Linked DNA regions of Homo sapiens: region 1 is linked to region 2. The links are chromatin contacts, found by Hi-C or POLR2A ChIA-PET in ENCODE. All regions are on one chromosome and are shown on one strand. The core of a region is the stretch at or near the end of the contact, and the rest is flanking DNA. Distances in the headings are between cores, read along the strand shown. Region 1 holds the start of LDB3 (LIM domain binding 3). Region 2 holds the start of BMPR1A (bone morphogenetic protein receptor type 1A).

Region 1 (5,393 bases), core at 11-2,510, 88 kb before region 2:
TGAGAAATGACTCACACCCAGGCCTCTACTGACTCCTCAGGGTCCAAGCCAGACCCCTCCAAGAGGGCCAGCAAGCAGCCAACCCAGTTGCCTCCCCTGAGCCTCAGTTTCTCCAACCAAGGAGCCAGGGTGGGCCTTGATCTATCTCCAGACCACATAGGGGCCTGAGGTCTTTCTTGGGGAAGGGGTTGGCCCAAAGACCGCACTGGCAGAAGTCCCAAGGTGCTGAGGCCCCCATCCAGAACACACTGTCTCTGGGGTACAGGCTGAACATGCCACACGTGCTTCCCCCTCCCTGCCCCTCCTGGCCCTGTGTCTAGCAGCTGAGCAAATGGCGTCTCCTCCCTTCTCCCTGCCCCCTGCCATTCCTGCGCAAAGGGCACGGGGCCTGGCGTGTGGCACTGGCAGCTGGAGCTTTCCATGCTGCCGTCAAGTTTTCCAGAGCACAAAGACAGGAGAGCCAGGAATAACTGGCTGGGCCCCCAGAGGGTCTGGAGGGGATGGGCCTGCCTCAGACCTGCTTTCAGACCCTATGCCAAGGGGTGCAGGCAGAGGGCCAGCTGCCCAGGACCAGGGCTTTGGGAGGCTTCTGTGGCTACTGGGAGCCCATTATCTGGCATGCATTCTGTAGGAATCAGCCCAGGCTCCAGTGTGACCTGGGTCCACTCCTTGTGTGACCTTGGAGAAGTCATTTAACCTCCCTGAGCTTTGTCTCCTGCGGGCCCAGGTGGCAGCTTCTCAGGATCCCAGGGAGTGAAGGGCCCATACTGAGGTTGGCTATGCCCAGAGCTGCTGTTATGATGATCGTTTTTATGGCTGGACAACCCTGGGCCAGTCACAGACCAGCTGGAGGCTCAGCTCAAGCCAAGGCACCTCCAGGGCCCCATACTGGATAAAGCACAACCCCAGAATCCTGGCCAGGGACCACACGGCAGCAAAGCCCCTACCCAAGGGAGCTCAGCCCCTGGTCTTCTGAGCAAGAGGATGGGTACCACTGGGCAGGAAGAGCGAGTGTCTACGCTCTCCAGAGGACACAGGAGCAAGGAGACCAGAGCATTCTCACCAACCAGGCCAGTTCCCCTTCCTCCCCCCTGGGGGGTGCTGGGTGCCGGACACCCCTCCCCAGGGGCTATATTAGCCGTGTGAGTCATGGTGGACCGGCTGGGAGGCGGCAGGCTGGCAGGCACAGTGTAGGGTTACAGTCCATTTATGGGCGCAGCCGAAGGCAGATATCAGTGTCGATGGCATTCGCTCCCAGCTATTCTTAGGAGCCTCTCAAGAGCTCCACGCAGCCCGGCTGGGCAGCAAGGGACAGAACAGGCAAGGCTGGGGGTCAGGGGCAGGGGCAGAGGTGTGGACCGGGCAGGCGGAGTGCCTGAGTGCCCTCTCACTCAACCCTCTCTACCCTTTGTCTGCAGAGGCGGCCGCTGACAGCACCAGCATGTCTTACAGTGTGACCCTGACTGGGCCCGGGCCCTGGGGCTTCCGTCTGCAGGGGGGCAAGGACTTCAACATGCCCCTCACTATCTCCCGGGTGAGTGCACCCTGCCACAGCCTGGCACCCGATGGGGCAGGCACGCTTGGAGGAGGGCATGTGTGTCCGTCTGTCTGTCTGTCCTTTCTGAGCCTCTCAGAAAGCAGAGCATGCCCCATCCCCTGGGACTGGCCTGGTCCTCTGGTCTCAGCCACAGCTGTTTGCTCACTGGAGCGCGCCGGCCTGTTATGCATGTGAGACATCATGAGCAGGTGGTAGGTGTTTTTAGCAGAGAAGAAAATGCTGAGTTTTCAGGCAGGCAGGCAGGCAGGCAGGCAGGTAGCTGGACAGAGAGTACAGCACCTTCCTGATCCCTTTACTGTTAGAGTGGGCTCAGGGTGCCCCCAAGCCTTGAGCATTTCCCTAGATATGGGCAGCTGCTTTGGGAAGGGAGTATTCCCAGCATGGAGAGGGCAGGTGATGGGCAGTTGGATAGATGGACAGACAGACGGTTGACCTTGGCTGCCCAGCTGTCAGAGTGTGGGGCTGGGCTGGACTGAGTACTGGGCACCTGCTCCATCCCAAACTTGAGACACCAAGACCCTGGCTCATGGGGCTGGGCGCTTCTCCCCATTCACCATGGCTGCTTTGTCTGTCTCAGGTCTTGTTCCCCACAAGTGCTGGGGCCTGGTGAGATGGCCCCCTATCCTGCAGTGTCTGTGATGGGGAGCAGCATGGCCTGATGCAGATGACACAGAACATCAGGGGTTGTCTGAGTAACTCTACCGCCTGGCTGGAGACAGCAACACCAGAGAGGCAGAAAGTTAGCCATGCTCCTGAGGAAGCACTCCAGGAGCAGGGACTGATGGGGGAACAGCCCCCAGACCGTAGTAGGCACTCCGTCAGTTTCTGTCAAACAAAGAGACTCCCCAGCAAGGCACTGGTAGACCCAGGGCTGAAGGCCCCAAGGCTCAGGGCGAACTGTGAGGCATACAGGGCAAGGACAACCCTGCCTGGTGGCTGAGCCCCTGACCGTGCTGTTCCGGGCACAAGGCCAGAGGGGGAGGCCCCCAGTCTGTCACTGGAGGGTGGTAGGTAGGCAGGGGTATCTGGGCTACTGCCCACCAGGGGAACAAGGGGACAGTTTCTTCTCTGGGGCCTTAAGGACTTGCCTTGGGCCTGGGGGCTGGAGGAAGGGGTTGGAGGGGAAGCACTGAAGTGGGCAAGGCCTGAAGGGGCTTGGCAGAGGGGCCAGGGAACCTGGGCAGCGGGTCAGGAGCCAATGCCCCCAGTGGAGGAGTAATCTTTTTTTTGTTCCACGGGTACTTGAGGGGACCCCAGAAGTAGAAGCCCCACCCAGGGATGCCGTGAGAGCCTTATAATAGCCATAGAGGCCACATGCTTACAGGAGGGGTGCTGGCCTGGCTCTGGTGCAGGGAACAGGCCCTGACCTCCATCCTTCAGTTGCAGATGTGGCTTGTTCTAACCTGGAGATTCCACCCCTCCAGATCTACTGCCCTGGAGACCACAGGGTCCTGGGCACCCACAGCCTTGCACACTTTGCATGAGGTGGTGACCTGTGAGCATGTGAGCCCCAGTGGATTTCCCACTGCCCTTTCCCACAGCTCCCCACCCCCATGCTTGCAGGACTCCTTCCTGTATAAGGTGGAGCCTCTGTGTGCTCTCTCATGGGCCCTGTGGCCTCCCCTGCCTGGGACTGAGCCCACATCTCCCCCAGCTCCACCATCTCGAGGCCTCCTGCTGGTGCTCCCTGCCCTATCCCTATGGGTGCAAATTGGCCACTGGGCTCAGTGGCACTCAGGATAGCCAATGACCTCACCCAGGGTCTATGTGCCACCTGGCCCCGGCCAGCCAGGGGCTTAAATGGCAGCCCAGAAGCCTTAAGCTAGATAGCAGGAGGAATGTCCTTACTCTGGGGAGGGGGTATGCAGGGATGTGCTGGATCCAATGACTGTGGGGACTTCTAAAAATAGAACCCGAAGCTCGGGCAGGGCACCGGGGGATGGGCATGATATGGCCTCTCGGCTTCCTTTAGGGGCATACCCCAAATCACCTAAGCCGCGGAGCAGGCTGGACTGGGTACTGGAGCCTTCCCCAGGGCTCGGAGCCTCTTGAGAAATTTTGGTGGTAGGCTGCTGATAGCCTGGGCTTGTGTCCTGGTTCAGTGCCGCTGGCAGGGCAGGCCTTGTGGACACAGCCCTGCCATCCCACCAGGGCTGTAGGATTTACTGCCGGGGCTCGCAGGGCCCTTCTGCACCAGGGACATCCCCCTACGGGGGAGGCATGGCCAGAGCTCTCTGGAGGAACCCCACTCCCACCCCAGCCAGGACCTGAGCCTGTGCCATAGGGCACCAGAGGCAAGAGTGTGTGACCCTGTGGGGTGGGCAGGCAGGCGAGGCTGGGATCGTTACCTCGCTTCAGAGCCTGGCAAACTGAGGCTCGAGTCTGCTCACAGGACAGGGATGTCCATGGGTGGATCTCCTGTATCCTGTCACCCCTAACTCCCATGCTGGCTTGCTCACCCCTCTAACTGGGACTAATAGAGAGGCACTGGGGAGGGTCTGTCCCCTCTCAGCTGCAGGTGTGTGCTGCAGCTCCTCCTGGAAGGACACAGGCCACCTGCAGGCTGGGTGGTGGCTCCCGGGGGCTCATGGCAGCAACTTTGGGGCAGCAGCAGCCCCTCAAGGCATCCCTTCATAGGGTCTCTGCTTGCAGACCCACAGAGAAGGGAGTTCAAGAGGGAGACTGGGAAAGGAGGGTGGCGGGGAAATGCCTTTATTTATCCTGGACAGGTGTGGCTGGGCCTGCAACATGAGCTGCCCTTTCACCCCACCCCAGCCAGTTCTCCAGGAAGTGGAGAAGGGGGAGCAGCCCAGAGAGGGAGCAGCTCCAAAGGCCTCTGCCCTGGCAGCTGGCCAGAGGCTGGGGCTGTGGTCTGGGGTCTCACCTCTTCATGCCTCTCATGCCTCCGCCTTGGGGAAGAGGAGTATGCTTTGTTAGGCTCTGCTGCTCTCAGCTGTGTCACCTCAGAAGTCTGTTTACCTGCTCGGCCTCAGTTTTTCTCACCCTTAAAATGGGGATAGCAGGCTGGGCGCGGTGCCTCATGCCTGTAATCCCAGCACTTTGGGAGGCCGAGGGGGCAGACCACTTGAGGTCAGGAGTTTGAGACCAGCCTGGCCAACATGGTGAAACCCTGTCTCCACTAAAAATACAAAAATTAGCCAGGTGTGGTGGTACATGCTTGTGATCCCAGCTACTCAAGAGGCTGAGGCAGGAGAACAGCTTGAACCCAGGAGGCAGAGGTTGCAGTGAGCTGAGATCGCACCACTGCACTCCATTCTGGGGGCAGAGTGAGACTCCATCTTAAAAATAAATAAATAAATAAACAAATAAAATGATGCCTTCCACACCTGTGAGAGCTCTTTCTAACAGGCACTTGTGAAAACTTTCCACCTGTTGTCTACTGGGACTGGTTGTGAGACTGGTGGAGTCGGGGGCTGAGCCTGGGCCCAGGAGGGGCCTGCCTGTCTACTGGAAACCCTCTCTTCCTAGGGTCTCAGCCACCCCGCCTGCAGGCTCACCTGGAGCACCAGCTCAGAGGCCTCTTCTCTGTGGGTTTCGGTTCCAGTATTTATCAGACTCTCCCAGCTGTGGTGGGAACATGCTGAGGACAGAGGGTCTCTGGGGAGAGGAAGGGGGACAGGCTGAGACTATTCTGGGGTAGCTGTGCCGGCAATTCCTGGAATTTCGGGGCCGCTGGAGCACGCAGTGCTGTTTCTTGGGCAGCTCTTAGCAGTGCTGACAGGCCGTGCTGTTTATAGCCGCACTGAAGGTCAGGCAAGCCTCCGAGGGCTTCAGTGGGGCTGGCAGGGGCCTCCCTGCAACATCTATCAACAGG
Region 2 (5,768 bases), core at 454-2,953:
GAGCCGAGATGGCGCCACTGCACTTCAGCCTGGGCGACAGAGCGAGACTCCGTCTCAAAAAAAAAAGAACAAAAAAACCCCAAAAAACAAAAAAACTAAAACTGGGTATTATGAAGGAAACTTGAGAAAGAAAAGTGACCAATTTTAGTTGATGCAAGTAATCTCACGTATCCTCTTCTTCCTGCATAGCAAGATACTACAACCCATGACTGTCAAACCTGAGACAGCTGAAGAGCCCAGAAAAAAAGATTAGGGAAGAAAACAGAATTGAAAAATAATTCAGAATGACAGAGGCTATCTGCAGCATTAAGGGCAAAGGCGGGTAAAAGAAGAAAAGGGAGACAGAATAAAAGATAAACCAAAAAATTGAAACAAAATACACGGGAATTCAAACATTTATACCAGAATATAAGGGAATACCCTGGAATCTAAACACCTCTTCAGGCAAGAATGTGTGTCAATACAAATGCCTGGCACATTGTTTTCCTTCCCCCTTTCTTTTTACCCAGTTTACCCAGTTTTAAAAGTGATTTTTTAAAATGCACCTTTAAAAGAACATCTTTTGTTAAGTGACTTAAACTTGATACATTTCTTGGATTACTAAGGAGGTTAAAGTCACATTTGGTGAAAAAGGGGCCTATCTCCTCTTTCCTCACATACGGGTCATCGAATACTTTTAAAAGCATTTTCCACCATGAATGAGGGGAAATGGAAGAAAAGAGGTGGTGACAATTATTTGCATTTTCCAAATGGACGGAATGAGCCTCCGGAGGGTACACGAGGTCACCAGCGTGAGCCCGCGGTGGAGCTGGAGGCGTATTTATAGCTGGCTGACCTCAGTCCTGTTGGGCCCTCGCCGCTCCTTATCTTATGCCGCTGGAATTCGCGGGCTCGCAGGTCACAGGAGCCCGGGCGCGCCGGGCCTGGCGCTCCCGAATCGATGAGGGAAGCCGCTCTCCCCGGCAGATCCTCCCGGCCGGGGAGCCTCCATCACCCTGCCTGCGCCTCGGCACGCTGGCAAGGAGCCCGGGAAGAGACGCCGGGAGCGGTGGGTGGGCGAGAAACAAATGCAATGTGACTTATATTTTTCTTTGTCGCAACTACCACGACCTGGCCATCCCCCACCTTGGTGACTTGGTGCCTTCCCAGCGACCTTATTTCACGCCAGCTGACTGGCGTTCACCGCAGTGTGAGTGTCGGCCGGAGGAGGGGTCCACGCGAAAGAGCCCGCGAGAGTGGGGATATCCGGCCCCGAAGGCCGGAGCGGGCGTCCAGGGCGCCGATGGCCGCAGCGCCCGGCAGCCGTGTCCACGCTCCCCTCCGCCGCGTTCCATCGCGTGCTACCTACGGCGTCTGCGGGAAGCTACCCGGGCGGCAGCTGTGGGGCTGGCTTGTGGGGAGGGGCCGGCGGGCCCGCGCGGAGGAGCAGCCCCGACTCCCGCCCGCACCAGCAGCTCGGCGCCCCCTTGCCGGCGGCTGGCCCTCCTCCCCGGCAACTGGGCGCCGGGCTCCGCGAACTCTTCGGGCGCTTCCGCCGTGCGCTCGGCTCTTTTCGTGTCCGGGGCGGGGCGGGGCAGGCGCCCGTGGTCGGGTGCGCGCGGCGCGGGCGGGGGCCTTCCCAGTGCGCGCGCGCCGTGCAAGGCCCGCGGACGCCCGCCCCTCCCCCAGGCCCCCGCACCCGCGCCGCCCCCTCCCCTCCTGGCAAGAGTCGGCGGCGGTGGCGGCGGCCGCTGCAGAGATTGGAATCCGCCTGCCGGGCTTGGCGAAGGAGAAGGGAGGAGGCAGGAGCGAGGAGGGAGGAGGGCCAAGGGCGGGCAGGAAGGCTTAGGCTCGGCGCGTCCGTCCGCGCGCGGCGAAGATCGCACGGCCCGATCGAGGGGCGACCGGGTCGGGGCCGCTGCACGCCAAGGGCGAAGGCCGATTCGGGCCCCACTTCGCCCCGGCGGCTCGCCGCGCCCACCCGCTCCGCGCCGAGGGCTGGAGGATGCGTTCCCTGGGGTCCGGGTGAGTTGGGAGTGCGCGTGCGGACCGGAGGGGCTGGCCGCAGCGGGGAGGCCAGAGGGGCTCGGGCGAGGCTGCAGAGGCAGCTGGGCGCGCGGTGGCCGGAGCCAGGGGCTGCCCGGCCCGGCCCCGGCAGCTCCGCAGGCCTCGGCGCGCGCTGGGCCGGGACCGCCCAGCCAGAGACCCACGGCACCCCGCGCCGCGTCCCCCGCCGGCCCCTCTTTTGTCTCCCACTCGCGGGTTGCAGGCCGAGTTTGGGGATGCGGAGTGGGCGAAAGTCGCTCCGGGGACGCTTCTGGAATCCTTAAATGGGAAAGGCGCTCACCTCCCCGCCCCGGAGCGGCGAGGCTGATATTTGTGATTTGGCTCCGGACGCTGTGGGGAGGAACAGGGGAGAACAAAATGAGTTTCGGGCGGGGGTCGAGTGAGAGGAGCAGCCGGCCCGCCCCCGAGTCCCCGCGGGAAGGGGCCCTGGCCCCCGAGCTCCCGGAGCTGCTTCACCTGTTGTCCTGCGCGGCCTCCGCTCCGTGGCCTGGTGATTCCGTACTTCAGTTTTGGAAAACTTTCTGCTGGATTGCCTGGACCCTTTTTTCTCTTTCCAGACTCCTAGTGGAAAGATTTGGCAAGGAAAAAAAAATGAGCTTGCGTCAGGGAAGAAAAATAATATGCTGTGTGTTAGGGTCTGGCGTTTGAGCGTGGTACTCTTTCATGCTCTCAGATGTTTTAATTTGGTCAAACTCCTGCAGGTTTTCTCTTTTAAGCGGTTAACAAACTGTTCAGAGTACATAGTATGAACTTGGCACCTGTGTTACGTCATTTAATCCTTACAACGATTCTGGTTTATTGTATTCCTCATTGTTTTAGGGGAAGAAACCGAGTCGCAAAGAGGTTAACTAACTTGTCTAAGGGAGCTGGGATTTGAACCCAGGAACATCGTATTCTGGCAAACGAATTAGGAAGAAAAAAAACCAAAACTGTTTGCAAACACTTTTACGTTTAGGAACATTTTTCAGTTACTCTTACTTGAAATTATCGCTATTTTGTTGCTGGAGTTGAAAACAACTACTTTATTGTATTTACTTGTGAGAGGAGTTAAACTTTGAATTAGAGTGTAACTTAATGCGTCTCATTGTTTTCAGTTGTTGAAATAAAGAATGTGAACCAGAATTATTTAGATTTTTAAATTTGAAGCTAAAATATGGGCAATTCTCTGATCTAGGAATGGGGTGAGTGTATGAAAGGCCGATTGAAATGTAGAATGCGTTTTTAGTAGAACCAGACTCAGTTCTTGTTTAATTTTTCCTCCATTTTCCGTGGAGCCCACTTTAAACTTTTTCTACTTTCTTCACTTCTCCCCACCCTTTACAGAAGAGGTTGAGGCACTTAGCAGGAGCTCCTTCATTAAATTCCTTCTGTTACTGGCTTCTTAACCTTCCGTCAAAGAGGGAGAATTTTTTTTTTTTTTTTTGTCTTTCTTATTAGTTAACACCTTGGGGTTTTTTTCCTTTCCTTCTAATTTTCCTGCTTAGTGGAGCGTGAGTTATTTTCTCTGTCGTATTTGGGTTCTTTAAAGTACAAATGTTCTTAAGATTTTTTCAGTTTACAAAAACCTTTTCTTAAGTCTGCTACTCCTTCAAGCTGTCTTGTTGCTGCTTTTCCTTTTCAAATCTTATTAACATTTTAAAAAGCTTGTTCGTAATAAAAGTAACACATGGTTGTTAATTGCGAACTAGCGCAACATTGAAATTAAAATTTAGTCATTCACAATCCATCTCTAGAGATTGCCAAGTGTAGTCTGCTTTTCCTGCCTTTGCCTGGTTGGTGGCTAGCCACTCATTTCTTAACCCCTTGTTATCTGGATTTCACCTTCACAAGGAACTATAACCTAATCAACACATTTAACTACCTTTTTCTAAGTCCTCTCCTTGAGTTTTCTGTAAGATTTAACATCGACTTCACATTTTCAGATGCCTCTCCTTGGGTTTCATTCATCTATACTCGCTGTATTCTAACACAGGGTCCAAGGCAGTAAGATACAACAGATCCTTCCCTCATGGAGCTTAAAGTCTAGTGGGGAAATACTTATTGAAAAATAAAGTCTCTAGTTAAATATAATTGTGATTTTAATTAAGGTGCAGAATATTATAAGAACTTCAAATGGAGACCTGATCTGGTGCTTGTGGTGGTGGGAGAATCTGGGAAAGATACCTTAAAATTGCTTTGTTGGAACCCAGGCAGATTGTGAAGGATGAGCAAGAGTTAACTATTAACTAGATGAAGAGGGGCCTTTTGTGACATTATACTGACTTTGTTCCTCTCCGCCACTTTTCTGCCTTCTGTTTCTTCTTTCCTCTTTAATATGCGTTCTCCAAGTTTCACTTTTCAGATCACTTTTCTCTATGTCTCTAGTCCCTTAGAATGATTGTTCAGACCTTTCTGTTGGAATAATTCTCAATTCTTTGTTTATGTGTCTTCTGAATCACGTTTTTTTGTTTGTTTGTTTTGTTTTTTCTTTTTTATTCAGTTGCTTTCTACATATCTGTACCTGATTGTTCTGAGCTGCTTTTCCTTAGCAAACTTGCCTCTTTGGTGTTCTTTATTTTTGTTGATGTCATACCAAACCCAAACCTTTTCCCATTTCATCATATCTTGTCTGTAGCCAACATCTGTTGATTCTGCTTTATGATATTGTAACTCTTCTGCTCTCTATTCTTGCTAACTGTGGGGCAATTCTGAATTCATATTGGTGTGAAGGTAGTAGTCAAATCATAAAACGAGTTGGGCAGCTTTCCTTCTTTTTCTCTTTTTCAGGATCATTTTAGACTGGGATTATCTGTTCCTTGAAAGTTTGGAAGACCTCCCCTATGTGACCATTTAGGCCTAGATCTTTTTTCTGGAGAGGACTTTGAGTAACACTTCAATTTCTTTAATAGCTGTTGGTTTGTGTCGATTTTCTGATTCTCATATGAATTTTAATGTTTCACATTTTTTTCAGGAATTTATTTTCAAATCTAGTGTTATTTGGCTTTCACGTAGTTCTCCCCCCACCACCCCGCGACTCCACCCCCACCCCCTAACTCTAAATCAAGTTCTCATCCCACCTGGACTAATGTTATGATTTTCTTGCCTTCACTTTTCTCCTTTATCTAATCTTATGTATTTCTGCCTAAATTAATCTGTAAGCCCAGTTCTTACCACTTCGCCACTCAGAAGTTTCCTAGGTCTTCCATTAAATGAAATATTTTCTGTGGTATTTGCCTCAGATTTACCTGTTTTTTTTTTTTTTTTTTTTTAATACCTTATTGTTTTTTCTTTCTTTCTTTCTTTCTTTCTTTTTTTTTTTTTTTTTTTTTTTGATACAGAGTCTCGCACTGTCGCCTGGGCTGGAGTGCAATGGCGTGAGCTCAGCTCATTGCAACCTCTGCCTCCTGGGTTCAAGGGATTCTCCTGCCTCAGCCTCCCAGGTAGCTGGGACCACGCCTGGCTAATTTTTGTATTTTTAGTAGAGGTGGGGTTTTGCCATGTTGGCCAGGCTGGTCTTAAACTCCTGACCTCAGTTGATCCGCTCGCCTCAGCCTCCCTGTGCTGGGGTTACACAGGTGAGGCACTGTGGCTGGCCTTTATAGCAGTTTTTATACAAATATTAGTTTCACTACTAGTTTGCAGGGTGGGTCTGTAACGGACTTTTCTTGCATATTAAAAGGAATAAATGGGGAAAGGCTCCTGTCTAGCCTAACAGTAGCTGTTGAACTGTCCTGATCTGACTA

What was found. A loop is a pair of places that touch in the nucleus more often than their neighbours do. ChIA-PET counts read pairs that join two places held with the same protein, here RNA polymerase II (POLR2A). Pooled maps may share reads with other maps.
Region 1: a map of gastrocnemius medialis shows a loop between it and region 2 (2.5-fold over the local background). The contact joins the promoter of LDB3 here to the promoter of BMPR1A in region 2. A Hi-C loop is called at or near these places in 1 of 168 maps with a recorded cell type or tissue (gastrocnemius medialis) and 1 of 50 pooled maps. POLR2A ChIA-PET finds 5 or more read pairs at or near these places in 4 of 52 experiments (AG04450, H1, Panc1 and 1 more).

What each region holds. Positions count from the first base shown.
Region 1 is chr10:86,667,251-86,672,643 of GRCh38, forward strand. LDB3 (LIM domain binding 3) reads left to right here and starts at 1,261. Exons shown (of 14, transcript NM_007078.3): 1 at 1,261-1,320; 2 at 1,419-1,534. The coding sequence starts at 1,442. RefSeq lists an enhancer at 1,392-1,441.
Region 2 is chr10:86,754,916-86,760,683 of GRCh38, forward strand. BMPR1A (bone morphogenetic protein receptor type 1A) reads left to right here and starts at 1,704. Exons shown (of 13, transcript NM_004329.3): 1 at 1,704-2,004. RefSeq lists a silencer at 1,217-2,186.